Linked DNA regions of Homo sapiens: region 2 is linked to region 1. Evidence: chromatin loops called from intact Hi-C (ENCODE). Cell type or tissue: heart right ventricle. All regions are shown on one strand. Links, peaks and the distances in the headings refer to the core of each region. The heading gives the core; the rest is flanking DNA. Region 1 overlaps SH3PXD2A (SH3 and PX domains 2A). Region 2 overlaps SH3PXD2A (SH3 and PX domains 2A).

Region 1 (14,953 bases), core at 3,592-11,591:
GGTCCCGGAGCAGGCTTGTGCCCATGAACCCCAAAGTATGGTGGCAAACAGGGGGAGGGAAGGGCGGGCGTGGGCCAGGCCTTGGTGGGAGTCACCACTGAGCAGTTCTCCCCACCGTGAGTGAGCTCTTCTTACCCAAAGGTGGGAGTGGTAGTGCTGCTCTTATTATTATTAATACTATTATTGACAAGAGCACTACATTTGTCAAGCATTTACATTATGCCAGGTGCTAAACTAAACCCTTGACACACATCAGCTCATTTTATCCTCACTACATGCCTGTGTGGCAGAGTCCCTTACTATCCCCATTTTACAGATGAGAAATGGAGGATCAGAGAGAGCATGTGACTTGCCCAAAGTAACACAGCTTGTGAGGGATACAGATGGGATTGGAGGCCAACCTGGCTCAGTCTAGTGCTCAAATCCTAACCACCACACTGTTCATTTACCACCTTGTGGCTAAGAAGGACACATAAAATCCAGACAGAAAAGCTAAATGAGGAGTAGGTGGTGAAGAGAAAGGTAAAACGAAGGCAAAGACTCAGGGTCAGAAATACCCAAATGACCAGCCTGGCCAACATGGTGAAACCCTGTCTACTAAAAATACAAAAATTAGCTGGGTGTGGTGGTGTGCACCAGTAATCCCAGCTACTCAGGAGGCTGAGGCAGGAGAATCGCTTGAACCTGGGAGGTGGAGGTTGCAGTGAGAGCCAAGATCGTGCCACTGCACTCCAGCCTGGGTGACAGAGCAAGACTCTGTCTCAAAAAGAAAAAAAAAAAAAAAGAAAGAAAGAAATACCCAAATGACATCACTGAGTTCTAGACTCTTCCTTAGGGAGGTCACAACTTCAGGGCTGGCATGAGAATGTCCAACAGGAAGAAACCTGGCTGGTGACCCGCACAGTGGGTCACAGTGTCACAGCGTCCATGACCACATGCTCAAGAGATGCACTGTGGTTTCCGATGGTGATGGAGCATCCCCTCTAGAGCACCTGCAGCTGTCAAGCTTCCTGGGCTGCCTCCTGGTGGTTCTGCCGCTGGTGTGGCTGCTCAGTGGGTCAGTGGCTGGACTGGAGGAGCCTGAGGATGGCCTGGCCTCACCAGGGCTGGTTTTACAGCCTCCTCTCAGCAGAGGTTTTTTAAGTTCTGGGGGCAGTGATGCCGGACCAATGCTGTCCTGGGCCCCAGCTCCCAGCCTAATACACTTTCTGGCACCCCCCCAAACCTTGTTCTAGCAGAGCACTGGATTATTTTCCTGTGTGGCTGTCACCATTGCCTTTATATTTTTGCCATTGCCTTGTTTGTTGTCTATTTCTTCCCCTCAACAGTAGGCTCCCTGAGAGCAGGAACTGTGTGTGTCTTGCCAGGCCCAGCACAGGGCTGGTTATAATCGTGTTTCCTGAATAAATGCACGAATTCCCTGACAACCAGTAACCAAGCTCAGGGCTGCCGGATGGTCTCAAGAGGCTGGTCAGACGCTGCTAACACCATCCCGAGCATCCTCCACCTGTTCTCAATCCCTGCCTGGCAGGATAGGCAGACCCTGCATCTCTGCTCTCCCCTCCTTTCCCCCCCGAGTAGAGCTCAGTGGAAGTGCCACTTCCTCCAGGAGGTCATCCCTGATTGTCACAGATGGGTCAGCAAGTGCAGACAGTACATTTCCTGCCTATTTATGAGGACGGAATGGCAGCAGCCCGCGGCCTCCTGTGCTCCGTCCTCTGTGACATCACCTTGGTTGTCATGGAAACCACCCTGGCATCACAGTGGAGCCTGGATGCTCTTGCTAATGTCCTGCACTATTGCCTCACGTGTGTCTCTCTCCTCTGGCAGTTGGACTACAGTGTCTATGGCCTCCTTCACCCCTCTCCCTGACAGGGCTAAAGTCTGAAAACAGAGTCTTGTACCTAGGAAGTGATACTCCCTGGGTGCTTACTATGTGCTAGCCATGGCACTATATATTTCAATTTTTTTTTTTTTTTGAGATGGAGTCTAGCTCTGTTGCCCAAGCTGGAGTGCAGAGGTGCGATCTTGGCTCACTGCAACCTCCGCCTCCGGGTTCAAGTGATTCTCCTGCCTCAGCCTCCAAGTAGTTGGGATTACAGATGCCCGCCAGCCATGCCCAGCTAATTTTTGTATTTTTAGTAGAGATAGGGGTTTCACTGTGTTGGGCAGGCTGGTCTCGAACTCCTGACCTCGTGATCTGCCTGCCTCAGCCTCCCAAGGTGCTGGGATTATAGGCGTGAGCCACCGCGCCAGGCTGTATTTCAATATTTTTAAATTAAAAAACATTTTTTTAGAGACAGGGTCTTGCTATGTTGCCTAGGCTCATCTTGAACTCCTGGCCTCAAGCAATTCTCCTGCCTCAGCCTCCCAAAGTGCTGGAATTACAGGTGTGAACCACCCGGCCCAGCTGCTCACTGTACTTCATGTACATTATTTCAGTTAATCCTTGTAGCCACCCACCAAGAAGAAGATGCTATCATTACTCCCATGTCCCAGAAGAGGAAGCTGAGGCATAGTCAGTTAAGTCACTAGCCCAGTGGCAGAGCTGGGATTTGACTCCAGTGCCAGCTGACTCCTAACCATCGTGAGCTTTTGTGTGTGTCTCTCTCTACCTTCCTACCCTCCTGCCCTCCTCTGCTGGGAAATCTCCAAGCCTGCACTCAAGGTCACCCTGGCCCAGGCTGTCTCCCTCTCCTTTTGCCTCCAAACCCTCCCTCAGCACCCAAGTTCACTTGGAGGCCCAGCTCCCTGGCAGCCTTCCCTGCACACCCACAGCCCCCACAGTCTCTCTCCCTTTCCAGTGTCCTCCTGCGCTCCTGGCTTGAGCACCTGTGTGGGACCTGCCTGGCCTCCTTAAGCTCAATGACTGTCTCTGGTACCCTGATCTGGCTCTTCTGGAACAAGGGACACATGAGCCTGGCCTCCTCCCTGCAGGCCTTCCTGATAACCTTTGTTGGCGCCGACCTCAGGCCTTGAGTGAATCACAGTCCTGTCTCCACACTCGTTACAGAAACTCAGCTAGTGACAAAGGGCCTCAGCTCGGGTCCCCAAGCTGGGGTGGGTGGTGGTGGGGACTTCCTGACCTTCCCTGCGGCTGCCAGGCTCTTTCCTCTGGTTCCTGCAGCACCAACCAGTGGCTCCCTCAGTGGGAGGTTGGAGCCCAGGCCTCCCCAGGAGAAGGGCACCAGGAAACCCCAGGCAGTCACCCTAAGCACAGTAGGAAACACAGGCTTTTTGGACAGCTCCCTCCGGCTATGTCTGGGGATGGCCTGGAGGGAGGGAAAAGGGGTGCATGAATGCCCCAGCACCCCTGCCCCCAGGGAACAGCCTGCAGCCAGGTGCCAGTCCCTGCGAGATGAAGCTCGTTGACACTGCGCTTGGCAGCCTTGTCTTCCCTGCCCTGTGTCACCTTACTGATGCCTTCTAGTGTCACCTCCAAACTGCTTGAGCCGCAATCCTCAGCCTCAGATCTGCTTCTGGGAAATTCCAAACCAAGATGCCTGAATTTCCTTGAATTATTTCCTGTCTTGGGCAGCACAAAGTGTCCCCTGCTCGTGCCTATTAAGATCCTCGTGGCTGCCAGGACCTAGCACCGTGCCCAGCACATGAGGGGGCCAGCATGGGGATAATGCATGTCCCCCATCCACTGGCTCCTGAGGCAACACTGCAGTTCTCCAGGGGTCTCAGACCAGGTGACAGGCTCATGGGTGCCCTCTCCTGCTTGGGGTGGGGGCCAGGAAGAGGTGCCCCTGGCAATTAACCTTCAATTCCCTGGCTTGCAGGCACAGCCTGGTCTAAGCTGCAGCCTGCCTCTGCCAAATTAAATCAGACCTGGCCACAGCCAAGCTCCTGCCTCTGAGCCATTCAGAGGAGCCAGTCCCTTCTCCCTGTCCATCAGCCAGGCTCCTACTGGGATCTTCTCAAGGGCTCAACTCAGGCCTCCAGGCACCCTCCCAGGCACCGCACCAGGGATGCTCCAAATGCTCCAAGCCTGGGGTTGCTCTTGAAATCGGCTGGGAAAGTTCTGAGAGCCAGAAAGAGCACTGGACTTGGAGCCAAAAATCCTGGTGCTAATCCAGTTTCTCTGACCTCAGGCAACCATTTCCCTTCTCTGGACTGCACAACCTGCAAAGGCTGGGCTGGATGATGTCTGGGGAACTGAGCTCCAAAGCCTGGGACCAGGGGCAAACCCTCCCACCTTGCCTCTCACTGGGACACAGCAAGGATGGAAGGAGAGGCTGCTCCGATGACTCCAGAAACTGCAAACCCACGTAGCTGAGAGATGAGTCGTGTTTTGTGGGCGCTAATGAGCCAGCCTCTGGCACAGCCCCTTCGGCAACAACAATAGTAACAACTGGTACCATTCATTAAGACTGCATGCTGGGCAGCATGCTAAGCCCTTGCCAAGCTTCATTGAGGGGTAGGATAGGTAAGAGGTTCTAGCCCATATTTGCCAGTTATTGGCGTTGCAAGTCACATGACCTCTCTGTGCTTCAGTGGCTTAATCTGCAAACTAGGGGGAAATGACAACTATACCCACTTCATAGGATGGATGCAAAAATTAGAGAATTAAAACATGTAGGCTGGCCGGGCAAGGTGGCTCATGCCTATAATCCCAGCACTTTGGGAAGCCAAGGTGGGTGGATCACCTGAGGTCAGGAGTTCGAGACCAGTGTGACCAACATGGCAAAACCTTGTCTCTACTAAAAATATGAGCATGGGGGTGGACACCTGTAATCCCAGCTACTTGGGAGGCTGAGGCAGGAGAGTCACTTGGACCCGGGAGGCGGAGGTTGCAGTGAGCTGAGATCATGCCACTGCACTCCAGCCTGGGTGACAGAGCAAGACTCCATCTCAAAAAAAAAAAAAGTCCTCTGGGCACAGTAGCTCACACCTGTAATCCCAGCACTTTGGGAGGCCAAGGTGGGTGGATCACCTGAGCTCGGGAGTTTGAGACCAGCCTGGGCAACATAGCAAAACCCTGCCTTTGCCAAAAATACAAAAAATTAGCTGGGCATCACCTGTAGTTGGGAGGCTGAGGCAGGAGAATCGCTTGAGCCTGGGAGGTGAAGGTTGCAGTGAGTCGAGATCGCACCATTGCACTCCAACCTGGGTGACAGAGTGAGACCCCATCTCAAAAAATAATAATAATTTAAAAAATGTAAATCGCTTAGAAGAATGTCATCACATGGTGAGATACAGTAATTGAGCTATTATTAGCTTTCTAGACCTCATAGTAACCCTATGCTGCCACTTCTATGGTCCCTATTTTACTCCTGGGGGAACATAAGGCCCACAGACAGTCATCCTCTCCATTTATTGCATTTACTGTGTCCATCCTTCAGCTAGCACGAGGGATATGGTAGATGCCTGGCAGTAATGTCCCGGCCCTCAGGGTGTGTGCAGCCTCTCAGGGAAGCCGGATGTTAAGGATTTAATTACCTCTGTGGTATATGCCACAAGTGAGACGTCCCAGTATTGGGGTGAGAGGTGGGGATGGCAGGCCCAGGTGTGGTGAGTAAGTGGTGAGTTTAGGTGGGGTTAAAAGATTGCCTGGGAGGCCAAGGCAGGAGGATGGCTTGAGTCCAGGAGTTCAAGACCAGCCTCAACAACATAGCAAGACCCAATGTCTACAAAAAATTTAAAAAATAGTGGGGCACGGTGGCATGTGCCAGTAGTCCTAGTTACTCGGGAGGCTGAGGCAGGAGGATTGCTTGAGCCCAGCAGTTTGAAGCTACAGTGAGCTGTGATGGTGCCACTGCACTCCAGGACTGGGAGAGAGACAGAGACCTTGTCTCTAAAAATAATAATAAAAAACGGTTGCCCCACCTGGCACATAGCTGGTGGGGGGCTGAACCAGGATCTGAAGTTACACCTGTGAGTCCAAGGCCACCTCCCTTAACAGCTCTGCCACCTTCCTTCCCAGGAGCATCCCAAGAGGGAAAAATGATTATAAAAAGCCAAGCTGATAATCAGCTCCTCATGCACTTTCTGCTAAACAGCTGAGCTGCCAGAACACCTGGAATTTCCCTGGGTAGAAAGTTGGGCATCATTGTGGTGCAGCCTCTTGGCCTGTTGCCTGCACCTACTGGCCTTCTAAGAAGTTTGGGGGGAAGTAAGCATTGCATTTGAGGTGGCCTTCCCACTGACCTGGGGCACGTAACTACCTGGGGTTGGGGATGAAGTTCAAAGTGAACACCCAGCTGGGCCACTGGAATCAATACGCAGGGAACGTGCCCACTGAGATGAACACCCTCCCCCTTCACCCTGGGCGCCAACTCAGTGGTTAGTCCACCTCAGAGCTGCACCGGGAGGGCCAGGCAGACCTCGTCCCCGGGCTACTGAGCAATCTGTGCAAGGGCAGCGTAGCAGCTGGAACTACCAGAGGGCCCAGAAATGACAGCAGCAGCAAGTGGGGCAGAGACTCAGTCCCTGGGAACAGGCATGTCCTCCCCTCACACAGGAGCAGAGGGAAGGGATACCAACAGGTCTCCAAAACCTGGAGTTTGGAAGAATATAAAATGTCCCTCTGGTGGCCAGGCATGGCAGCTCACACCTCTAATCCTGGCACGTTGGGAAGCCGAGGCGGGAGGATCGTTTGAAGCCAAGAATTTGCGACTAGCAGGGGCAACAGAGCCAGACCCCGTCTCTACAAAAAATAAAAATAAAAAAATTATCCTGCCATGGTGGTGTGTGCCTGCAGTCCCAGCTACTTGGGGGCTGAGGTGGCCTGGGACGTCAAGGCTGCAGTGAGCCACGATTGTGCCACTGAGCTCCAGCCTGGGCAATGGAGAGAAACCCTGTCTCAAAATTAAAAAAAAAAAAAGGAAAGAAAATAACCCCAAAACCTCCCTCTGGGATCTTTTAAGGGAGATGGAACTGCTCTAAAATTGGATTGTGGTGATGGTTGCACAACTGTAAAAGTATTAGTAATCAATGAATTAATTGTACACTTAAAACAAGTACATATTATAGCATGTAAATTATACCTCAGTAAAGCTGTCTGGGGGAAACTCTCCCTCTGGCTCTGACCACTGAGCCATGCTCCGGGCCACATGTCCTGGGTGGGGTTTTGCACGTAGCCATCTGCGTGCCCTCTGGACCCATGACCAAATGGGCCATTCATGAGAGAGGGTGTGGGAAGCCAAGGGCTCAGTCTGTGGTTTGGGAGCGGGAAACCTGGTTTTCTGAGTGCTTCTAGAACCGGTTTCCCTGTGTCTGTTCCATCAGAGGAGCCTGTACCAGCCAGGCAGCACCCCTCCTCAGAGGCCTGAACCCTCCTGGGATAGGAAGCCCCTCCTTGGAGCTCCTGAGGCTGGGGGAAGGGTCTCAACAGGCTGCCCTGGGGGGCCTGGACCAGACTTGGCAGTCTCAGCAAACCTTGTACCTTTTCAGGGATGTGGCCCAGCAGGAAACCTGGGTTCCCCTTAAAAGATCCCAAATGTGGCACATGCCTTCAACTCTACCTTCAGCCCCCGTGGTGACCATGGCAACCATGGCGTCCTGATGCAGTTATTCTGCCCTTCTGTCTGATGAAGGGTCCCATCCTGAAATTTGGAGCTAGTTGCCCCAGCCAAGGGTCAGGTGCTTCTCACTTCATCCTCAGCTCACCCCCGTGTGGGGTGTGGACTTGGAGCTGAAGGGCAATGGCATGAGTCCAGCCTCTGACACTTCCTAGCTGAGAGGTAAGTCAACCAGTCTCAGCCTAAGGTCCCTCATCTGCAGAAAGGAGCATGGGCCTCCCTGGATTGTACGGATGCTCAAACAAGATAAACCATGCTCAAGGGTCCAGCACGGCTTTAGTACAGCATCAGCCAGACGCTGGGAGCTGTAATATCCGATATGGCCATGGGGTGGAGCCAGATACACATGTATCTCATGAACCGAGGGCTTCAAAGTGACCCAAAGTTACAGACGTGCCCAAACTCCAACCACCCTCAAGATCCAACTTACAGAGCCTGTGAAGGGGAAGGAGTCACAAGGTCTCTGGATGCTTGTCCCTTTCATCTCGGACTATGTCTATGAATATCTCCCATTCCCACAGCCATCCAGCCCCTCTCTAGATCCTGACTGTTGCATGCTTGGACCACTGCAATAGCCAACTGGTTCTGCTAGGACCTCAGAATGTCAGAGCCAGGAGATAGCCCAGAGACCCCTAGGTTCTGCCCATTTACCTGATGCTGAAGTGTAGCGATTGTTAATGACTGCCTCAGGCCTATCTCTTCTTGGCCTAGCCCTAGCCAAAAATCCCTTACTCTCACGGAAGATGAAATTTCTTTCAATCCTTGAAACACAATCTCAGGGACTCCCTCTGGCCTGGATGCCCTCCTCTGCCACTCTCCTTGAGTAGTGAGCTCTTGCTTTAGTCTCAGCCTGAATGCCACCTCCTCAGGGAGGCCTTCCTGACCACCTCAGCAGGCTGGTTTGTTGCTGCGCAAGGCCCTGCACCTATTACAATCAGTTGTTCTTTTTCTGTCTTCCCCATTATCAGCAGCTGTTATAAGCCCTGTTTTATAGGCAAGGACATTGAGGTTTTGGGAGTTTAAATAATTCCCAGGCCACACAGCAGGTGGGGGAGGAGCCAGGGTTTGCCAGAGCCTATAATGGTCTGCTGCCTCCTGTGGAAGCAAGCCAGGCCCATGCCATGCTATCCTCCCCCTTAGACCACCAGGGCCCCGAGAGTGGGGACTGAGCTACTTCTGAAGTCCCGGGCCTCACATAGAGATGATCTAGAAACACTTGCATGAACACACGCCTCCCACAAGAATGCAACAGAGGAAGGCTGGTCCCAGTGGCCGAAGACCCAGGTTCTAGGTTCAGTTCTGCCTTAAACTCCCCATGGAGGGGTAACTACCCAGGGACTAGGAACATGGAGGGTAGTGATAACCACAGGGGAACCAAGACCCACCTTGAACACAACATAACAGCAAAGCAGGCCTCAGCGCTCTTCCAGGGCTTACCCCTTCCGCCAGAGGCTCCAAAGGGCTCTGTAGGCCTTCCTTGGGGGTAAGAGAGTGGGCACATGGGGGTCTTGAGGTTTCAGAGAACATAGAATGCACAAGCCCAAGAAATTAATGGGGGACCCAGTCTACCCCCACACACTCCTGCACCAGGATACCCTTCCCTGCCACCTTCCTCCCCACCCTGAAGAAAATCCTGTGCCAGGCCTGAAAACAGAGTCATCTTCTCTCCCTGGACATGGGCCTCCCAGGCGTGTGCGCTATGAGCTGGGCTGGACTGGGGGTGTTTGAATCTGCTTCCCTCCAGCTCGCCGACCCAGCATGACAGCTGAGCCTGCAGAAGTCCTTGTTCCCCACGGCCAATGCCCCTTTCAAGTGGGTTGGACACAGCTTCCTGTGGGCATTTTCCTGCCACCTGCCCACCCAGGTTGAAGGGGGCATGGCAGGGGATGGACAAGGTTTATTTATCTAACGTTCTGTTCCCTCCCTCAGCCTCCCACAGCTCCAAGGTCCAGCTGGCCCTCCTGCCCATCAACATAAAGAGGCTATTTGTGCAGCAGCCAGTGGCAGGGGGCTGCAAGGACAGTGTGGCCCACGTCCCTGGCCAGATGGGTGGTGGCAGGGCTTTACAGAGCACACAGAGCCATCTTGATGATAGGTGTCTGACCAGAATGCAGCCAGGCATGTGTGGGTGGACTTTCTACCCCAATCCCCCAGGAGAGACAGGGACTTGGGATGCCCTGGAGTTTCCAACAGCCTGCAGGGTGGTAGGGGCAGCCTCGCTCCACAGGCAGCACCAGCCCTGGCCAGGACTCCCAGAGCAGAGAGGGATGCGGTGAGATGCTCCTCTCCCAGCTCTCACCTTCAGCTCGGCCAACCCAATTCCATTCCCCCAGCCTTTTTGGGGTGGCTGCTCTGTACCCAGGCCTGGGCTAATGGAGGAAAGGAGAAGAAAAACAGAAAATCCCATTTCCTGAGCTTTTGTGATGGGTTAAGTACATAGGGGCATTTTCTACGCATTTGCTCCCTTGAACCTCACAATCATTTTGCCACATGTACCACGGGGGCCTTGCACAGATGGGGAAACAGACTGGAAGAGGAGAAGTGAGCCATTCAAGCTCACAGGCAGAGCTGGGTGTCCCCACAGTTGCCACTGCAGTTAATTTAACTCAATTCACAATTTCAGCTTTGACCCTTGAGGTGATTAGCCTACGCGGTCCCTGGCATACAGCTGGCACTCAGTAACTACCTGCAGAGTGAAGGGAGGCTGCTGTGGAGAGGTTCCAGGGCTCTGTCCACAACCTTCCATTTGCCTCCTAGGAAAAGGAAGGGAGTAGGAGGGTGTATGACTCAGTGCCCAGTTTGTGATCCACACGCATCATCCCAATTCATTCTCCCCAGTGCCGGAGCAGTGACTCCGGGTGACTTACAGAGAATGGAAGGCCACGCAGTCAACCCACAGCAATGCTGCTGGTGAGCAGGGAAGCCTGGACTCTAACTCAAGAGGCTGGCAGCCAGACATAAGCCGAGCAGTCGCCCTGCCTTCCCGAACAGGCCAGACCTGGCATTCGACTGGGATTGGGGATGTGGGGCTCCTGGAGGAGACACCCCACATTCTCAGTGCTATTCCAGCTGCACTGCCACACACACCACCTTGCCCCTCGTCTTCCTACGGGAACCCTGAAGCAGGGCTGGCAGAGTTCATCTGTCCTCCTGGGCTCTGCTTCTCCCAGGCAAATGGCAGCAACAACCTCTGTCCCCCTCACTGGACTCCCCACAATTTTACCATGCAGTCCAAGATGAAACAACCATCCCCAAAATATAAATGGGAGGGGAGGATGAGAAAGTCATGCAGAGGAGAGTGTTTTCTTGAGTCTGACCTCCTCCCACCCCAGGCCCCAAGCAGCATCTGCCTCTGCCCTGGCCCTCCTTCCCTGGCAGCCTCCCTCAGTGTCCTAAGCCAGCCCCTGCACCACCTTAACCAGCCCGGCCCAGTTCCCAAACCTGTGCTCTGGCTGGGGCAGGCCTCCCGCAGGATGGCCTCCCCTTTTGGCCTGCCCTGGGGTTCCCCGCAGGAGGCAGGGACACTGGGGGTGGACTCTGCCCCATGGGGAGTGTTGGGGGCCCCTGATGGGCAGGCTGAGGCAGGGATGGTTCTGGCCTGGCCTCAGTCCATCCTCCTCTCACCCCAGGTCCCTCGGAACATTGGGGCATTGTTCTACTGTACAACAGAGGGTGGCTCTGTGGCCCTGGGCTGAAGAACAGAAACCAGTTTAGCAGGGCTATCTGCTCCTCCCATGCAATGTCAAGAATTTAACCAGGATCATGGCTGGCTTCAGCAGGAAGAAACAAGCCGAAGGGATAAGCCCAGGGTGAGAGCAGGAAGTGGGAGGTGACTGTCTACCCACTGTGTGGGCCCACTATGTGTCCCATCGTGGGTAAGAGGTGGGCTGGTAAGGCCAGTGGGCTGGTAAGAGGCCCAAGAAGAAAGATACTAAGTGAGTGACAAGAGCAGGGCAGATCAGCTCAGCCCTGGCCTCAGTTTTCCCCTCTGTGATATGGGTGCACCAAAGGCATGTGTGCCCACCCTGCCCACAGGCTTGGACTGCCAGCAGTGGTCAAGAAGGCTGCAACCTCAGCCCTGAGGCTGCAAAGGCAGCCTTGCATCTCCAGAAGTGGAGAACGTGTGTATGTATGTGGAGGGAAGTGATGTGGGCCTGCTGCTGCTGTGCGCTTCCACCCGGGATGTCCCCATCCCACCATGATGGGGACAGCAAACACTGGCCTTGGCAGTGCTGACACCGTGCCAGGTTTGTTTGGCACTTTATGTGTGCTAAAGCATCATCCTCGCAACTGCCTTTGGAGGCAGCAACGATTCCCACTCTACAGATAAAGGAAACTGAGGCACACAAGGGCCTTGCAACTTGCCTGAGGCAAGTGGCAGAGCTGGTCTCTGACCCCTGGCCCCCTGACTCCGGAGAGGTTGAGAATCCTCCTGGCTCTGCTCCCCGAGGTGGGCAGTTCAATGTATAACTCTATTAAATAGCCTGGCTTTATTTTGGCACAGTTGGGCAATCACCCAACACTTACTAGGTGCCAGGTCCTGGGGGTCCAGAGATGTGGGTTCCTTGGTGGGGAGAGATCCATAAACAGATCCCAAGGCTGCCAGGTTGCCAGCTCTAGGGAGGGCTTTCTGGAGGAGGGGCCCAAGCTGAGTCTGGAGACAGAGTAGGATGCAGTTCCAGAGCGAGTGGGGAGGAGAGGAGGGTGCTCCTGGTGGAGGGAACCATGGGGCAGAGCATGGAGGCTGGCGACAAGCTAAGAAAAGAATGAGGGCGTGGCCACTGGGCCAGGAGGCTGCAGAGATGCAAAGGTGGATCCTGGGGCCCTACGGCCAGATCTTTCTCCCACCAGAACTGCATCCTCCTGGGAATCTACAGACAGAGTTCCTAGCGTTCGTTTCAAAGACTTTTAGATTCCTTATTTCCACTGGATGAGAATTTAAAATGGAACACAAAGAGGCATTTCTGGGTCACGCAGTTGACCACGTGGTGAGTCCTGCCGGGCCAGTTTGGGCCTGCCTTTAGCTCCTGTTTGCCCTTGTTGACACCATATGGGAGGACTGCATCTGGGGGTGAGGGGCCTTGCCTGTGGAAGCAAGGGATTCTCAGGAGATCAGGCAGAGCAAAGCAAGGGGGAGCTGAGTCAGTAAAGTGGCCTCAGGACACTGTGCCAGGAGGCAGGTCATGCTCACAGTGGGGTCATCTCAGCTGCTACAGAGGGTGTCTCTTGGTGTGGCTTCCATGTGTCTTTTTTTTTTTTTTAAGATACAGGGTCTGTCTCTGTTGCCCAGGCTGGAGTGCAGTGGTGCAATCATAGTTCACTGTAACCTCAAACTCTGGGCTTAAGCAATCCTCCTGCCTCAGCCTCCTGAGTAGCGGGGACCACAGGCGTGTGCCACCATGCCTGGCTCATTTTTTTTCTTTTTTCTTTTTTTTGTAGAGATGGGGGTCTCACTATGTTGCTCAGGCTGGTCTCAAACTCCTGGGCTCAAGCAATCCTCCCGCCTTGACCTCCTGAAGTGCTGGGATTACAGGCATAAGCCACCGCACGGGGCCAAGGGCATGTCTTTATCTGCCTTCTTTGGGATTTGGTGACCAAGGGTCTCCTCATCCCAAGCTGTCACATGGCTCCCCAGCAATTCACACAGGAGAGACCAAGAAACTACATCAAGCTTCTCTTGCCCACCCCTGCCCATTGACCCCTTATGACTGCAGGGCAAAGGGCTGGGGGCTGGGGGGCTGGAGGGGCCTAACAGAACTGCACCCAGGCTCCAAGGCCTGCCTCCCCACTTGGCTGCATGGCCTGGGGAAGTCAGGTAACTGCTAGCAACTTCGCTTCCCCATCTGCTAAATGGGGATAATAACATCACCTTCGTGGGTGGCCTAATATTTAAATGAATATTTAAATAAGCATGATGTAGACTACAGAGGAGGTGACCAATACAATAAGGCAAACACTCTTCCTTTCCCTTTCTGCTCCCCTCCCTCCCCCCAATCAGGACACACACACACACACACACACACACACACACACACACGCACATACACCCCTATTCAACTGCTGACTTTCCAAGAACACACTGCTAGGGACCAAATGTTTGTGTCCCACCTAAATTCATATGTTAAATCCTAACGCCCAAGGTGATATAGTAGGAGCTGATTAGGCTATGGTCATTAGCCTCATGAATGAGATCAGTGCCTTATAAAAGAGAACCCAGAGAGCTTGTTTCCCTGTCCACCAGGGTAAAGATGACTATGAACCAAGAAGCAGGCCCTCACCAGACACTGAATCTGCTGGTGCCTTGGTTTAGGACTTCCCAGCCTCTTTCATAAGAACTGTGAGAATTTTATTTCTGTTGTTTATAAGCCACCCAGGCTATGGTACTCTGTTCCAGCAGCCTGAACAGACTGACACACACCATCCTCAAAGGAAAACATCAAAGGGGCTGAGGCCGGTACCCACCTACTCTGGCTGGGGTGGAGGTGGGGAGCGGGTGCTGACGAGGTTGGGAAGGCGTAGTGGGTGTGAGCTGAGTGATGGGTTGGGTCAGGGCTGTGGTTAGAACCGTAGGTCTGGGGCCAGCCAGCCTGGCTTGGATCTTGGCCCTGCACCTGCCAGTTGGGTGACTTCAGGTGAGTGGCTTCATGTCCCTGAGCCTTCAGCTCCTTGGTAAAATCATGTCACAGTCGTACTTACCATGTAAGACCATAGTGAGGGCTGAATGACAACAATCATTCATCCAACAGAGACCCTCTGAGACCCTGCTCTGGGACATGCACTGTTCTGGGTGCTGGGGATACAGCTGTGAACAGAACAAAGACAAGTTCATACTCTCCTGGAGCCTGTGTTCTAGTGGGAGGGGCCAACAATAAACACAGCAAGCGTCTTAGTCTGTTCAGGCTGTTATAACAGAGTACCTTCTTACACTAGGTAATTTCTTTTTCTTTTTTTTTTTCTTTCTTTTTTTTTTTTTTTTTGAGATGGAGTCTTGCTCTGTCACCCAGCTGGAGTGCAGTGGTGCGATCTCGGCTCACTGCAACCTCCACCTTCTGGGTTCAAGCAATTCTCCTGTCTCAGCCTCCCAAGTAGCTGGGATTACAGGCACGTGCCACCACGCCTGGCTAATTTTTGTATTTTTAGCAGAAATGGGGTTTTGCCATGTTGGCCAGGCTGATTTCAAAGTCCTGACCTCAGGTGATCCACCCGCCTTGGGCTCCCAAAGTGCTGGGATTACAGGCGTGAGCCACCGTGCCCGGCCACACTAGGTAATTTCTTAAAAACAGAAATTTATTGCTCACAGTTCTGGAGGCTGTAAAGTCCAAGATCAAGGTGTCAGCAGATTTGGTGTCTGGTGAAGGCTGGTTCCCCACAGATGGCGCACTCTAGCTGTGTCCTGCCATGGCAGAAGGGGCAAATGCTGTGTCCTC
Region 2 (14,953 bases), core at 4,133-12,132, 66 kb after region 1:
ATTTTCCGTGGCCAGTGGTCCATGGGGGTGGGGGATGACTGACAGGGGGACCAGCTCCGGGGCTCTGCTGGCTTATCCTGGTGGTGGGATATTGCTGCCATAGTGTATTTACCCACTCCCCTACTGTTGGATATTTAGGTTGTTTCTGACTTCTCACTACTATATATAGCACTGTCGTGAATCCCCTTGTTCACATGTCTACGCACACTTCCTTAATAACAATGCATTTCTTTTTACTTTTTATCTTGTTGTATTCTATGCATATTTATAAGTACCTTAAATCTTTTCCATAAGAAGAATGAGAATTCATAAATGGATAACTAACATGTCATTGGGGCCTCTGAGAAATGACTCCATAGGTTTCTGATGAAGAGGTACAGAGATGTCTGAGGAGAGAGGTGGGCCCAGCAACACGCGCCCAGGTATGGAACGCTTTGTCCTTATCTCAACCACCTGTCTCCTGAAACAAGGTGACCCGCTATTCCACCACAAGTGGTGAGACCTCACCCAAGGTGCTATATCTCTCTGGGGCTTAAGGGAGTTAGGCTACCAAAACTTGACATTTTTTCCCCAGCTCTGACATGCATATGTTCTCCGACTCCTCCATCTCTTTCAGACCTAAGAGTCTGAGATTCTCACAGTGCAGAGGGAATGTGATGCTGTGGGGAGTGGGCAGGGGCAGGCAGGACTCATGCATTCATTCCTTTCCCCCAAGAACCGTTTCTGTATGCCTTCTCCATGTCAGGCTCTGCCTTAGGTGCTAGAAATAAGTTAAACTGTAGCCTCATGGCCAGGCGCAGTAGCTCACGCCTATAATCCCAGCACTTTGGGAGGACAAGGCAGGAGGACTGCTTGAGGCTAGGAGTTCACAGACCAGCCTGCGAAACCCCATCTCTACTAAAAAAAAGTACAAAAATTAGGTGGGCATGGTGGTGCACATCTGTAGTCCCAGCTGAGGCAGGAGAATCGCTTGAACCTCGGAGGCGGAAGCTGCTGTGAGCCAAGATCGTGCCACTGCACTCCAGCCTGGGCAACAGAGCGAGACTCCGTCAAAACAACACACACACACACACACACACACACACACACACACACACACAGACACACACATACCCTGCAGCCTTCACATCAAGGAGCCAGGCTTCACAACCTTCAACATGCATCTGCAGCTCTTGGCAAGTTCTGATTCAGCAGGTCTGGGCAGGACCTCAGGTGCTGAGCCCAGCCACACCTGTCACCTAATCCCACCACCAGGATAAACCAGCAGAGCCCCGGAGCTGCTCTCCGTCAGTCATCCCCCACCCCCATGGACCACTGGCCGCGGAAAACGGAAGCACAGCTAACCAGCTGCCAGGGACACCTTTTCTGCCCACAGGTCAGCTTTCAACGAAAGCAAATCTCTGGGCTCAGACTCCAGAGCAAACCAAGTAAGAGTTCATTCTGTGTGGGGCTTGTACTTGCAAAGCTGCACAGTTCAGCATCTTGGCCCTCAATACGTCAGATCGGCGGGCGGTGAGAGACAGTTCAAATGTCACCCCTCCTAGAGGGCCAGGCAGGCTGCAAAGCGGGCTCTAACCTGGTCAGTACCCAATTTGCAGGGCTAGTTTCCACAGATAAAACAATCGGGGCTGAGCGGGGCTGTCTCCTGAACCTGCTGCCCCGCCCTCTGGGAGGAAGAAGGCTGGGCGCGGGGGCGGTGAGGCAGGAAGGCCCCGCCCAGCAGAGAGTTCTCCGGGACCACCTTTGCAGGCAGGAAGCAGATTCTCCTGTCACTCCAGCACGGGCCTGACTCAGGCTGGAGGAAAAGCAGGGCCCATCGCCAGAGTCCTGGCTGGAGTGAGAGGCATTTGGCTAATGGAGCCCCTCGCAACCACATCAGAACCTCGCAGTGTGTGGAGGCGGCCAGGCTGTTTATCTAAAGGGTGGATCGTGTGAGAGATAGGGGACAGCTGGGCTCCACGCGCTGGCTCCAGCCAGAGAAAGCTGATTCGGCAGCTCTCCCAGGGCAGGGCTCCGCAGCAATCCACGCAGGGGAGAGGGGAGGACGGGCGAGCCCAGCTGGGGCACATCTGTAACCCAAGAGGCCGGCTCCTCGCCCCTCCCAGAGGGTGGAGCTCCCAGAGACTCAAGCTTTCAGGCCCCAATCCTCAAACCTTCATCCTTGTGCCCTTTCTATCTAGCTCAAGAAAAAAGGGTGCATTACTACAAAAAGCTGGTGGCTTTCCTGACCCAGAAATTCCCCTTAAAAAGAGACAAGGACAGCCGGGCGCGGTGGCTCACGCCTGTAATCCCGGCACTTTGGAAGGCCAAGGCGGGGTGGATCACCTGAGGTCAGGGGTTCGAGACCAACCTGACCACATGGTGAAACCCTATCTCTACTGAAAATACAAAAATTAGCTGGGCGTGGTGGCGGGCGCCTATAATCGCAGCTACTCAGGAGGCTGAGGCAGGTGAATCGCTTGAGCCTGGCAGGCGGGGGTTGCAGTGAGCTGAGATCTCACCATTGCACTCCAGCCTGTGTGTCAAGAGTGAAACTCTGTCTCAAAAAAAAAAAAAAAAAGAGAAAAAAAGAGACAAGGCCACCCAGTCTCTGTGGGGACCATGCAAGATTGCGGGAAACCTCAGAATTCATTTGTTCATTCTACTTAGCTGAGGACTAAGCAGTCCCCTGTGTTACATGCAGGGGACACATCAGCGAGCATCACAGAAGAAGAGAGGGACAATAATGATAAGTGTGGTTTTTCTTCTCTTTTCTTTCTTTCTTTTTTTTTTTTTTGAGACGGAGTCTCGCTCTGTTGCCCAGGCTGCAGTGCAGTGGTGCAATCTCGGCTCACTGCAACCCCCTCCTCCCAGGTTCAAGCGATTCTTCTGCCTCAGCCTCTTGAGTAGCTGGGATTACAGGTGTGTGCCACCATGCCCGGCTAATATTTTGTATTTTTAGTAGAGACGGGGTTTCACCATGTTGGTCAGGCTGGTCTTGAATTCCTGAGCTCAAGTGATCTGCCTGCCTCAGCCTCCCAAAGTACTGGGATTACAGGTGTGAGCTACTGTGCCCAGCCTTCTTTTCTTTCTTTGAGACAGGGTCGAGCTTTTGTTTCCTAGGCTGGAGTGCAGTGGCACAATCCCAGCTCACTGCAGCCTTGACTTTCTGGGCTCAAGTGATCCTCCCACTTCAGCCTCCTGAGTAGCTGGGATTACAGGTGTGCACCACCCAGTTAATTGTCTTTTTTTCTTTTAGAGACAGGGTCTCACTATGTTGCCCTGGCTGATCTTGAACTCCTGGCCTCAAGTGGTCCTCCTGTCCTGGCCTCCCAAAGTGCTGGGATTACAGGCATGAACCATCATGCCTAGCCATTTTCTTTATATTTATTCTCTTTGGGAGTTCACAGGGCTTCTTGAATCTGTAAGTTGATAATTTTCACAATATTTGGAAAATTTGTGGCCATTTAAAAAAAAGTTTTGTTTCTACTCCATTATAATTTTCTTCTATTTCTGGGACTATTGTTACATGTAAGTCAGAAGACTGCATATTGTACTACATGTTTCTGGGACTGTGCGTGTGTTTCTTCATTCTGTTTTCTCTGTTATACGGATTGGATCATTTCTAATGATCTATATTCAAGTTAAGTGATCCTTCTGCCATTTCCATACTAGCGGTTAAGCTCATCCAGTGAAATTTTCATTTCAATTATGGCACTTTTAAGTTTCAAAATTTCTATTTGACTCTATTTTTTATAGTTTCCATTTCTCTACTATCTGCTTAATCATTAAATCCATATTTTCCTTTAGTTATTTAACTGTTTGAAAGTCGTTCAACATCTGGGCCATCTCTGTGTTAGTTTCTAGTACTTTTTTACACCTATGGGTCATATTTTCTTATTTCTTTGACCACTTAGTAATGTTTCATTTTATACTTGTCATTGTGGCTAATATGCTGTAGAGACTCTGGATTCTGTTATTTTTCTCTGAAAAGTGTTGATTTTTGTTCTAGTAGCCAATTCAAGTAATGGTTAATCACCTCAAACTTACGTAGGCAGAGTTTTATGCTTTCTTAGGGGGGATCTATGGAAAGTCCTAGGTATTTTCCAAGTACCTCTAACTTGATGTGACTCAACCTCCAAATTCTGTCTCCTCTGTGGATATTGTTAGGACTTATTCTTGGGTTTGATTAGGGTGAGTTTACAGTAGGCCTTACTTTAGGGTCTTACTTAGGTCCTTGCTGCTAAAGTGCCGCCCTTCCGGTGTCCCAGCTGGACGCCTGGAGTGTTATGCAGATTTGATCATTTCTAATGATCTATATTCAAGTTAAGTGACTCTTCTACCATTTCCATACTAGTGGCCCCCCAGATAGGCCTGAAGGAACAGCCAGGGAGAGAGCGAGAGGAGAGAGAGAGGACCTGTCCACCCTGGCAAGGAGTTGGGATGCTTTTAGCTGGGACATGGCTCATGCCACGCTGAGGAAGCACGGTGCTAGAACACACCCCAACTTTGACAGGGAGCCCATTCCAGGTTCTAAAGTTCCTTAACAAGTCAAAGAAGTCTTCTTTGACCATTTTCTGGAAAACATGCAAGCCTTCACTACTTCAAGTCCCTTCCCAACCAGGCCTTTACCACATCAGCAGGTTTCAGGAGTGTCAGTCATGGTCTGTGATCCGAGTGGGAGCTGGGACACCCACATGGGTACAAGGGACTTAACTAGCAGCATTAAGTGGGTGTCAACCTGCTGAGTGGTATGAAAAGCCAGGCGATGGGAGTTTAGGAAAGGACAAGATCAGTGTGGCTGGAGTGAGCAAAAGGATGTCTCAGAAGAGACATCAGAGCCAGGCCTTGAATAGAGAGCTGGGAAATGGGAGGAAGGCCTTCCAGGGGGAGGAATGGCAGGGACTTATGCTCGGCAGTGGGCCTGTCAGGATTGCTACAGGAAGCAGTGGGATGGGAGTGATTTGCCTTGCTCACGGATTCCATGAAATGCTGCCGTATGTCAGAGAAAGTGCTGGGATCCGGGGTGGAGGCTCCTGATCATTTATTCCAGCGACTTGAGGATGACCACACAGCTGGCACCAGGGCTGGATGAGGGCAGATGCCTGATGTGCCACTCTCAGGGGTAATTAGGGTGCCCTAAAGCATCACCAGCAGTGTGACGAGATGGAGAAGTCATTTTCAGAACCCAGCTCAAGGACGGCACTACATGTGGCTGGAGTCTCTGGGATGGGGACTGGCAGGTGGGAGGTCTCAGATGCCTGCTCGATAATAACACACACTCACTAAGCTGCTGTCTACAGCATCTGGGTTGGGGAAAGCAGAGCCATTTCCATCCCTGGGCTCTAGGGGAGCATCTGTTTCCTTGCCTTTTTTAGCTTCAAGAGGCCACCTATATTATCTGGCTCATGGCCCCTTTCTCTGTCTTCAAATCATAAGTGTATAGCCGGACACCGTGGCTCATGCCTGTAATTCCAGCACTCTGGGAGGCCAAGGCAGGAGGATTGCTTAAGCCCAGGAGTTTCAGACCAGCCTGGGCAACATGGTGAGACTCCACCTCTACAGAATATATAGATTTAAAAATTAGCTGGGTGTGGTGCTGTGCACCTGTGGTCTCAGCTACTTGGGACACTGGGGAGGGAGGATTAATTGAGCCCAGGAGGTTGAGGCTGCAGTGAGCCATGATCATGCCACTGCACTCCAGCCTGGGTGACAGAGCTAGACACCACTGTCTCAAAAAAAAAAAAAAAAAAGTGTGTGCATGCGTGTGTGTGTCTGTGTGTGTGTGTGTGTGTGTGTGTGTGTGTGTGTATTCTAACTATTTAGTTTGCTAGGGCCACTGTAACAAAGTACCACAAACTAGGTGTCTTAGCAGAGTTTGATTGTCTCACAGTCCTGGAGGCTAGAAGTCCAATATCAAGGTATGGGCAGGTTGGTTCCCTCTGAGGGCTGTGAGAGAGGGTCTGTCCCATGCCTGTCCCCTAGCTTCAGGGATGTAAGTCATCTATGGCATTCCTTGGTTTGTAAAAAGGAGAACCTTGATCTCTGCCTTCATCTCCACATGATGCTCTCCCTGCGTGTGTGTCTGTCTAAATTTCCCCCTTTCACAGGGACACCAGTCATGTTAGATTAGGAGCCACCCTACTCCCGGATGATCTCAACTAATTACATCTTGATGACCCTGTTCCCAAATAAGGTCACATTCTGAGGTACCAGAGGCTAGGACTTCAATATATGAATTTTGGGAGGAATACATAAAAACTTCAACCCATACCATTAACACATTAAAACAAAACATAACCATTAAAAGATAAATATCTGTCCGTATACTATGAAGAGTCTCTTCCTGAATCACAGTGGTGCTTGCACAACATTTTAGAAAATGTGAAGAAAAATAAATCGTGAATAGCTAGGCAGCTCTGCATTCAAATCAGTTTCCTCATCTGTGAAATGGGAACAGGGACAAAACCTGACTGGTCAGGTGGGTGAGAGGATTAAATGAGATAATGTAGGTAAAGTGCTTGGCACAGAGCCTGGCACTGAGTAAGTGCTCCATACACACCGGCTATTCTTATCACCCCTGTCACCATTACTCTTGTTATGACACCAGGCTGCGTCCCTCATGCCAGGGAAAGTGCTTAGGAAACTACAACCCTGAGGTCAGGGAGGCGGCAGGGAGACTGAGAGGGGTGGATGGGTCTGGGAGGCGTCTTGGCCTGGGCCAGCTTGGCTCTGGGCATCTAGAGGCCCCAGGGGAGCTGCCCAGCTGGCGTGCGTGGGCCAGGGTTGGGGAGGAGGCCTCTGGCTTTCCCAGCAGCTCATTCCGTGGGTGGGGGCTGGCCAGGACGTGACATTTAACATGCTAGGCCTGGGCGGATAGCCCGACACCTGCAGTGAGATATACACAGGGTGAATTAAGCAAAGATGTGCTGGAGGATGCAATCCCAGGGGAAATCCTCAAGCCACAGAAAGCCTCTCTCTGATGCCCAAAAGGTGCCCAAGTACCGATGCCTGTCCCCAAACCTACCCCAGTGGCCTCATTCCACAGACCCCCACCTGCTGACCCATGGCCTTTGTGCAGGAGAGAAAGAGCACTAGGTTGGAGTCAACAGAGGAGGATTCCAGTTCTAGCCTGCAAGAAGTTGCTGGGCAACTGGGGCAAATGGCTTGGCCTCTCTGGGTAACCACAGCCTTATCTGTGAAATGCTGGACCTGCCTGTCTCCACACGTGTTGTGAGGATCCAAGGAGAAGATGCAAGCAAGTGCTGCCAAATGCCAGGAGTCATCATTCCCACATAACTTCTCTGAGCCTCAGTCTACTCATCTGTAAAATAGGACCATGCCTGTTTTTCCCCTCCATGGTGGCTGAAGTTAAAAAGGGAAAATGGGCTGGGCGCAGTGACTCACGCCTGTAATCCCAGCACTTTGGAAAGCCGAGGCAGGAGGATCACGAGGTCAGGAGATCGAGACCATCCTGGCTAACATGGTGAAACCCCGTCTCTACTAAAAATTAAAAAAAAAAATTAGCTGGGCACGGTGGCGGATGCCTGTAGTCCCAGCTACTCGGGAGGCTGAGGCAGGAAATGGCGTGAATCCGGGAGGCGGAGTTTGCAGTGAACCGAGATCGTGCCACTGCACTCCAGCCTGGGCGATAGAGCGAGACTCCGTCTCCAGAAAAAAAAGGCGGGGGGAAATGAATAGGTAGAGCGCTTTAACACAGGCCAGGCACAGAGGAAACCCCCAGAAGGAGGCACCTCCCTTGGCACTGTTTTACCATTATTAGTGTTCTAGTCAGTAGTGGAATGCTTGAGGGCTGAAGTCAGAACTCCAGCTTATTCTTTCCTAGCTACATGACCTTGGCCAAGTCACTTAATCTCTTTGTGACCCCATTTTCTCATCTGTAAAATGGGAGTAGAAACAGCGCCCCATGGCACTGTGCGGATGAAATGAGAATACAGGTGAGCAGGTGTGCTGGCCTTACCGTGAGTGCTAGATGAATGGGGTCGCCAGTTTGAAGGTAAAGAGACTCCGGTGGTGTTTCCCTGATCTCTGATGCCCTCCTCCAGCCCTTTCTGCTTTCAGGGAGCTGCTCAGGGCCACCTGCCAAGCCCATCTAACCCTAACTTCCAACAGCTGTAAGGCCTTTTGGGTTTTTCACCTATAATTTCACACCCTTTCTCATCCTAAGGCTGTTGAGCTTTGTCCCAACACAGATAGCTCAGGTGACTTCAGCTCCCCTTGGCCAAGAGGGAAGAGCATGAGGCCAGGGCAGCAGAGCACCTGGGGAGCTAGTGACAAAAGGAGTCAGATAAGAGATTCTGCAAGTGGCCAGCTCTGAGCCTGGCTCCTGGCAGAAGGAATAGTGTCTCCCCAGGAGTCACAGAACCTGAGGCATGGCTTCTTACTATGTTTATGTTTTTGTTTTTGAGATGGAGTCTTGCTCCGTCGCCCAGGCTGGAGTGTACTGACACGATCCCGGCTCACTGCAATCTCTGCCTCCCAGGTTCAAGCGATTCTCCTGCCTCAGCCTCCCGAGTGGCTGGGATTACAGGCACCTGCCACCACGCCCAGCTAATTTTGGTATTTTAGTAGAGACGGGGTTTCCTCATGTTGGCCGGGCTGGTCTCGAAATCCTGACCTCAAGCGATCCACCCGCCTGGCATGAGGCGCCGTGCGGGGCCGGCTTCTTACTATGGATGGGAGCTACACCCCAGCATCCTCCTGATACCCCCGTGTGCCAGCCCCGGCTGCTTGTGAACTTCCCTCCCTTTGGTCCCTAGGAAGTGTGGGAGCTGGGGGAGCCTGGTGCTGGAGCAGGGAGGGTATACATGGGGCAGTGTGAGGGGCAGGGCTGCAGGGGTCATCTGAAACAGAGGAAGAACTCGGACTTCCTCCTCCAGGCAATAGGGAGCCCCTGAGGCTGCTGAGCAGCGAAGGAACACTGTGAAAGTGGAATTCTAGGAAGACACATCTGGCCAGTACAGAGGACGGAGAGTGGTGCAAGAAACATCTGTGTGTGAGACAGCCAGCCAGAGGAATCCTGGCACCAGCCCAGGGCGCCGGTGGTGACACTCCGCAGAGAAGGAAGTCTGCCCAGATTTGAGGTGTTTTCTGGCAGGTTCCTGGCTGTGGTCACTCTGTTTCCTCCTGGGGGTCTCTAGCCATCCCCTAGCCTTGCCAGAGACCACTCACAGGTTTTTGAAATTCTCCCCAAAGCTGCCTGACACTTTTCTCTCTCACACAAACTGCAAGGACTATCCAAAATAGGAGGAGGCCCTGAAGAAGGGGGAAGGGGAAGGAAGGCAAACGGCTTTAACCTTTTCCCGGCTGAACCACACCCCTAGCCCCAATTGTTCTTGATTCTTCTCATCCTCCAAATGGCCTAGAACTGTGGTACCCCAAGTGCCCTGGCCACTACGGGATCAAATTCAGACTGAAATCTGGGACAAAGAGAGCACTTTTTGGCAAAGATGAAGCCAAAACAGACCCTCAGCGGGCCTGGGCCCAGGCTGCTGCTCAAGGCAAGGAGATTCCAGAGCAGGCCCCCAGTGTGCAACCCTGATGGGCTTCCTGGAAAGGGAAGCCAAGCGGAACACTTCTAAATGACAGTCTAACATCCTTGCCTTTCTCCTTCCCTTCCCCAAGCATCTCCATTCCCCACTTTTTTCTCTATTCCAAATGGGTCAAGGTGCCCATAGGTCTCAGAACCTTCTTCCTCCAAAGTCTTGTCAAAAGGAAAAGCGAAAGAGTAGGCTACTGCAGAAGGCTGGGGTCAAGCGGGCAGAGTTCAGCTCCTCCCTGTAGCCTTGCCTGGTTAATATGGAGCCCTGGGGCTGTGAACCAGCACCAGCCTCTTTGGCCTTCCCAGGAAATAAGAGTGGCTGGGCCATCCTAGAACTCAGGAGAGGGCAATGAAAGCATCCTTGAAGACACTGGAAGCCACCATCCAGGCCCTGTGTTGCTGAGTGGAACCCTCAAAGGTCAGGCAGGCGCAGCAAACTCCAGCCAGAAGCACTGCCTGCACCAGGTGACTTGGAGAGTCACCTCCCCACTGCCACCCCTTCCTCCTCTGTTAGAAATTTCCTGGCATGAGAAACCAAGATACATGTGAAACCTCTCTGCAGGTCCAGGCAAGGAGAGTGCTAAGTTTGAACCAGTCTCTAATGTTGCTGCAACTTGCTCCCCACTCTGCAGATTTCATCTTCGGCTTCACACCCTTTGTTGGCTCTCTGCTGCCTGTGGGACACAAGCCTATTCATGACCTCTGCTCAACTGACCTCTCTAGTCACACGCCCTGCCACCCTTGCTTGTCCGTCCCTGCACACTGCCTGGCCTGCCTGAGGTCTCCACAGGTGTAACCTGCTGTTCCACAGCTCCCTCCTCCCCATCACTCCTGCAGATCGGTCACACTTCTAGAACTATGCTTACCATACTGGACTTAATGATTTGCTTGTGAAACTGTTTCCTTCCAAAAGCCTGTGAGCTTCTTGAAAGTCATGTCTGTGCCTTGATATTTCCACTGTCCATCATGGTATCCAACACATACCTGGACCTATGACTAGAATACATTTCCCAGCCTCCCTTGCTGGGAGGTACAATCATGGAACTAAATCCTGACCAGTGGCACATGAGCAGGGTAATGTACCCTTCCCTTTGGCATAACCCACAGAATCTCCCTGCAGTCCTTCATATTCTCTCTTCCTTTGCCTGCTGGCTAGATGCAAAACTCCACGCAGGATGGGGTCACCAGCTGGGGGAGTCTGAGTTCCTGAATGACTGCCTGGAGCAGAGCCCTCTAGTGACTTGTTTAGGTCTGGGACCTGTGCAGAAAATAAATATGTTGAGTCACTGAGTTTGTTATACAGCAGTTAGCCTGCCCTGACTCATACAGAGGAGCTCAATCAAGGTCTATTGAAACAAACTAAAAGAGGGAAGGCAATAGAAAATGTAGATTCCTCCTGCGGTTCTATCCTTAGATCCAATCAAGTCAGGCATTACATTCCCTGCATGACTCAACTATTGCTGGAACTAAACCATCACTCCTCTCCCACAGCTGTATCTATCAAACCCACATGCACAGTGGTTAGAATGCCATGCTTTCCCCCGGAAGGACTGAGAAGGGTGGAGGACTTGCCAGATGGCCTCTGAAAGTCACTCTAGGTGAATGGGCCACACCTCAAGATCCTGGTTTCACAAGCTTGTAGAAAGCACACAGAGACACAAAGCTGAATTGCAGGGAGGAGCCTCCTCCTTGCCACAGGGACATCAGCATGCCTGACACATGACCCTCAAGCTCAGAGGAACCAACGATGGGAACCCACCGCCTCTCTGAAGCAGCCCACGCCATTCCTGGGCAGCCTCTGGGAAGTGCTGCAACAGGGCTCCTCACAAAGCCCAAGTTCACCAGATCAGATCCCCACCTGGTCACGAAGGGCTATGACCTAACAAGGGAAAGATCACACTGGGACCGAAAGAAGAATAAGAGAGGAATGGAGAAGAGGGACTTCAAACATATCCTCCCAATGTTCCACGCCGGTGCTACTCAAGGCAGACTGTGGCACTGACATCATCTCAGAGCTTGATGGAAAAGCACAATCTCAAACCCCAGGCGGACCTGCTGAATCAGAATCTTTTAGCAAGATTGCTAAGTAGTTCATGTGCACATGAAAATTTGAGAAGTCCTCATTGTTCTCTGCCATAAAGATTTCATCTAATCCTTAACAAGCAGATCCCAATAGTAAATCTAGCCCATAGGCAAAGATGGGCACACAAGAGGAGGAATGGGAGCTAAATAAAACTTGCCTTTAAAGCGGAGGAGGAGGACAGCAGGCCTCTCTCTCCCATTCCTTCATAACCAGCGGCAGCTCACTATGCATTCATTTATTCATTCAACAATGATTTCCCAAGCACACACTATATGGCAGGTACTGTTCTAGGCATCGGGAAAACAGAAGCTATGGAGCAGGCAAGATCCTGCTCTCTGAAAGCTCACATTCTGGGGAGAAGGGGAGGGAGGTGGGGAATGACATAGTAAACAACAGTTAAGAAGACAATGGGCTGGGCATGGTGGCTCATCCCTGTAATCCCAGACTTTGGGAGGCTGAGGTGGGAGGATGGCTTGAGCCCAGGAGTTCAGCCTGAGCAACACTGGGAGACTCCATCTCTCCAAAAAAAAAAAAAAAAAAAAAAGATAATAACAGGTTGTAATAAGTGTTTTGAAGACAGTAGAATGTGACAAAGTGACCAAGAGTACATGAAATGAATGCATGCCTTGGGGGGGGGGGCTCTCTGATTCTATGAGAGGTGCCATGTGAGCTGAGGCTGAGTGCCCAGGAGTCAGCTCCTTGGGGACCTGAGGGAAGGGACTGCAGGCAGAGGGAACAGCAAGGACAAAGGCCTGGTGGCAGCACTGCGCTTGGTGCCCAAGGAGCAGGTGAAGCGAGCGAGCTGGGGTGCTGAGAACAAGTGACAGGAGGGTGACAGAGATGGGTCTGGAAGGGCAGGCAGGGCCATCACCCAGGGCCTGGGGGCAGGCAAGGAGTTTGGAGTTCATTCCAAAAAGAAAGGGAGTCTTCAGAAAGGTTCAAGGCCATGGTCTGCCAGGATAGGGTTTATGTTTTAGGAGGGCTCTGATTCGTGGGAAGACTGGATTATGGAGGAGGTGACCGTGAGAATGTGGAGACCCCTGAGGAGGCTGTCTCAGTTGCCCAGGTGACAGGTTGATGCGGGGCTGGACCACGGTGGGGGCAGAGTCGATGCAGAGGAAGAGGGCAGATCCGGGCTGTCTCTGGGGGGCAGAGTCTGAGAAGATGAGCTGAGGACGAGCTGACTTGCTATTGGGCTGGATATGGGACATGACTGGCCAGGTGTGGGGTGGTCCCAACCGGGTTTGAATCCCTTTTGGCATCTTAGATGCACATAGCAGCTGACCCAGGCACAGGTGTGCCCCGTACAGGTCTGAAGGTGTCAAAGCTGGCATCTGCTGCTTGGATGGCTTCCTCCCTGGTCACTGAGGTCAGGCATTTATTTTGCCCATAGACGTCTCCTATAACTTCTTTTTGGAATCTCCTTAAGCCAAGGACTTCCCAGTGTTCCTTCACAGTGGGAAAAGGGGAGAACAAGGTGGAGCCCAGATGGAAAAAGAGAGGAATCCCTAGAGCTAAAAATAAACCTCGGGCAGTGTTGCCAGGGAAGCCTTGTAAAGCAGCCCCCGCAGTGAGGCGAGCCGCCCGGGGCAGCCTGTGCTTCCCAGGCTCTGCTGCCAGCCCTTCTAATGAGGCTCTCCTTGGGGGAAAAACTGCCTCCTGCCAGGGACCTGGGAATGCAACAGGAAAAGTCCCCCCGCAAAGCTTGCTGTCTTCCAAGCCCACCCTGGTGCCCAGCTGCAGGCTACTTCTCCAGGTGGCAGCCCAGCTGCTGACCCAGGTGATGGGCTCCTTTCAAACAGGGGAGCTGCCCACCTGGAATGAGATGCAGGAGGAGGAGGAAGTGCAGGGAGAGAAGATGCTGGCTGCTCGGGGGTTGCTGGGGCACCTGTGTGCAGGCCTGCCCTTTTCCAGGTCCCGCCCTCCCTGGACTTCAGACCCCAAGAGGTCACAGAAGCAGGGGTCGCCCAAGCCTCTGTGCATGCCCAAGGCGGTCCTGTCCCACACCTTGCCCACGTGGATGCCCGTGCCTGGAGCGCCTTCCCAGCCTACCTGAACCCCAGCCCTTCTCCACCTCCAGTTCCACTCCTACACGCAGACCCAAGGCAGGAGGAAGGGAATGTAGCATTGACCAGACACCTCTTCTATCTGCACCATTTTATTTATTTAAAAGAGACATATCTGAAGCAAATGTGGCAAAATATTCACGTGTTAAATCTGGGCAGTCGGTCCTCTCATGCCTGTGATATCATTTTCTATAGGATTGAAAACATTCCTAATTACAAATAAACACTGGAGAGAAGCTGCAGCACAGAGAAGCACTGGCAGCGGCTGGCTGGAGGGCAGGACAGTCCCAGTAAAAACTCGGGGGGTGCAGTGAGGAGGCAGGAGGATGGGTCTGCTGGGGTGGAGGAGGAAGAAGAGGAAAAGAAAGGGGAGGAGGAGGAGAAGTAAGAAGGAGGAAGGAAGGGGAGAAGGGGGAAAAGGAGAAGGGAGTGGGGAGGATGTGGGGAGGGGTCCAGATGGCAGCTGGGTTTGGAACACACTGAGGTGGAGGCACATGTGTGGCTTACACGCAGAGACACCTGGGAGCGGCAGCCTACTAGGCGTGTCTGCTTAGACGGGTAACCAGTCTGCAGGTCAGCTCGGGTTGCATCTGTCTCCAGCCCCTCAGCCCCACTCTGAACACCAACACTTGCCCTTAGCAGGTGCTCAACAAATGTGATCAGGTGCTCACCCCCAACCCTTCCTTCCAGTTGATGGCAAAGGCTTGGACCAGAGAAAACGGCTGTTCACTGATAGAAGATATTCAAGGGCCAGCAAAGCCCTGCCCCAAGCCTGTTCCTGACACCTACCTGACCTGGATCGCTGACAGCTTGGGGGCCAGCCTGTCCCTGCAAGAGCCACTCCCTTTCCTGGGCACCTGCCCACTGCTCAGCTATTTCTAGCAGGAACAGCAATGGGGCAGGTGTGGCCTTAGAGGAACAGCTAGCATGGGGGTGGGCAGGGATTAGGCAATGGAACAGACAGATGAGACCCGGGGACCCTCTGTCCAGTCAGATAAGGGGAAGAGCTGGCCCAAGACTCCTGCCCTCCGTGCCCCTAACCCCACTCACAGGGACTCTGAACCCCACTCTCCGGGGGTAGCCTGAGTGAGGGCTGAGGCCACTGCCAGCCCCTTGTACTCATAGGGCCCCCGGGCACAGCATGGCCCAGGGAAGGGAGGAAGCAGTCACTGCTCTTCTGGGAGGGGGACAGAGCAATGGCTGGCCATCACGGCTGCCCACAGGAGGCAGGACAGCCTCCCCATCAGGTGCCAAGACTGCCGC

Evidence for each region. Hi-C counts contacts between places; a loop is a spot of excess contacts. Peaks named below come from ENCODE experiments on the same cell type or tissue, not always from the same donor. Only the 100,000 strongest peaks of a DNase experiment are listed, where the experiment ranks them.
Region 2: a loop joins it to region 1, with 2.0 times the contacts of the local background. A loop is called at or near these places in 20 of 110 quality-filtered maps.

What each region holds. Positions count from the first base shown.
Region 1 is chr10:103,705,236-103,720,188 of GRCh38, forward strand. All of the region lies in intron 5 of SH3PXD2A (SH3 and PX domains 2A), which reads right to left. Among named protein-coding and RNA genes, the nearest start is that of SH3PXD2A-AS1, 34 kb to the right of the region's middle. RefSeq lists enhancers at 2,442-3,421, 3,422-4,400. In heart right ventricle, for the core only: CTCF peaks have their summits at 7,848 and 11,180; a DNase peak (open chromatin) is centred at 7,846.
Region 2 is chr10:103,770,682-103,785,634 of GRCh38, forward strand. All of the region lies in intron 2 of SH3PXD2A (SH3 and PX domains 2A), which reads right to left. Among named protein-coding and RNA genes, the nearest start is that of SH3PXD2A-AS1, 31 kb to the left of the region's middle. RefSeq lists enhancers at 661-1,631, 8,780-9,279, 14,354-14,855. In heart right ventricle, for the core only: a CTCF peak has its summit at 10,781 (motif pointing left); DNase peaks (open chromatin) are centred at 6,780 and 9,020; H3K27ac peaks cover 2,348 bases.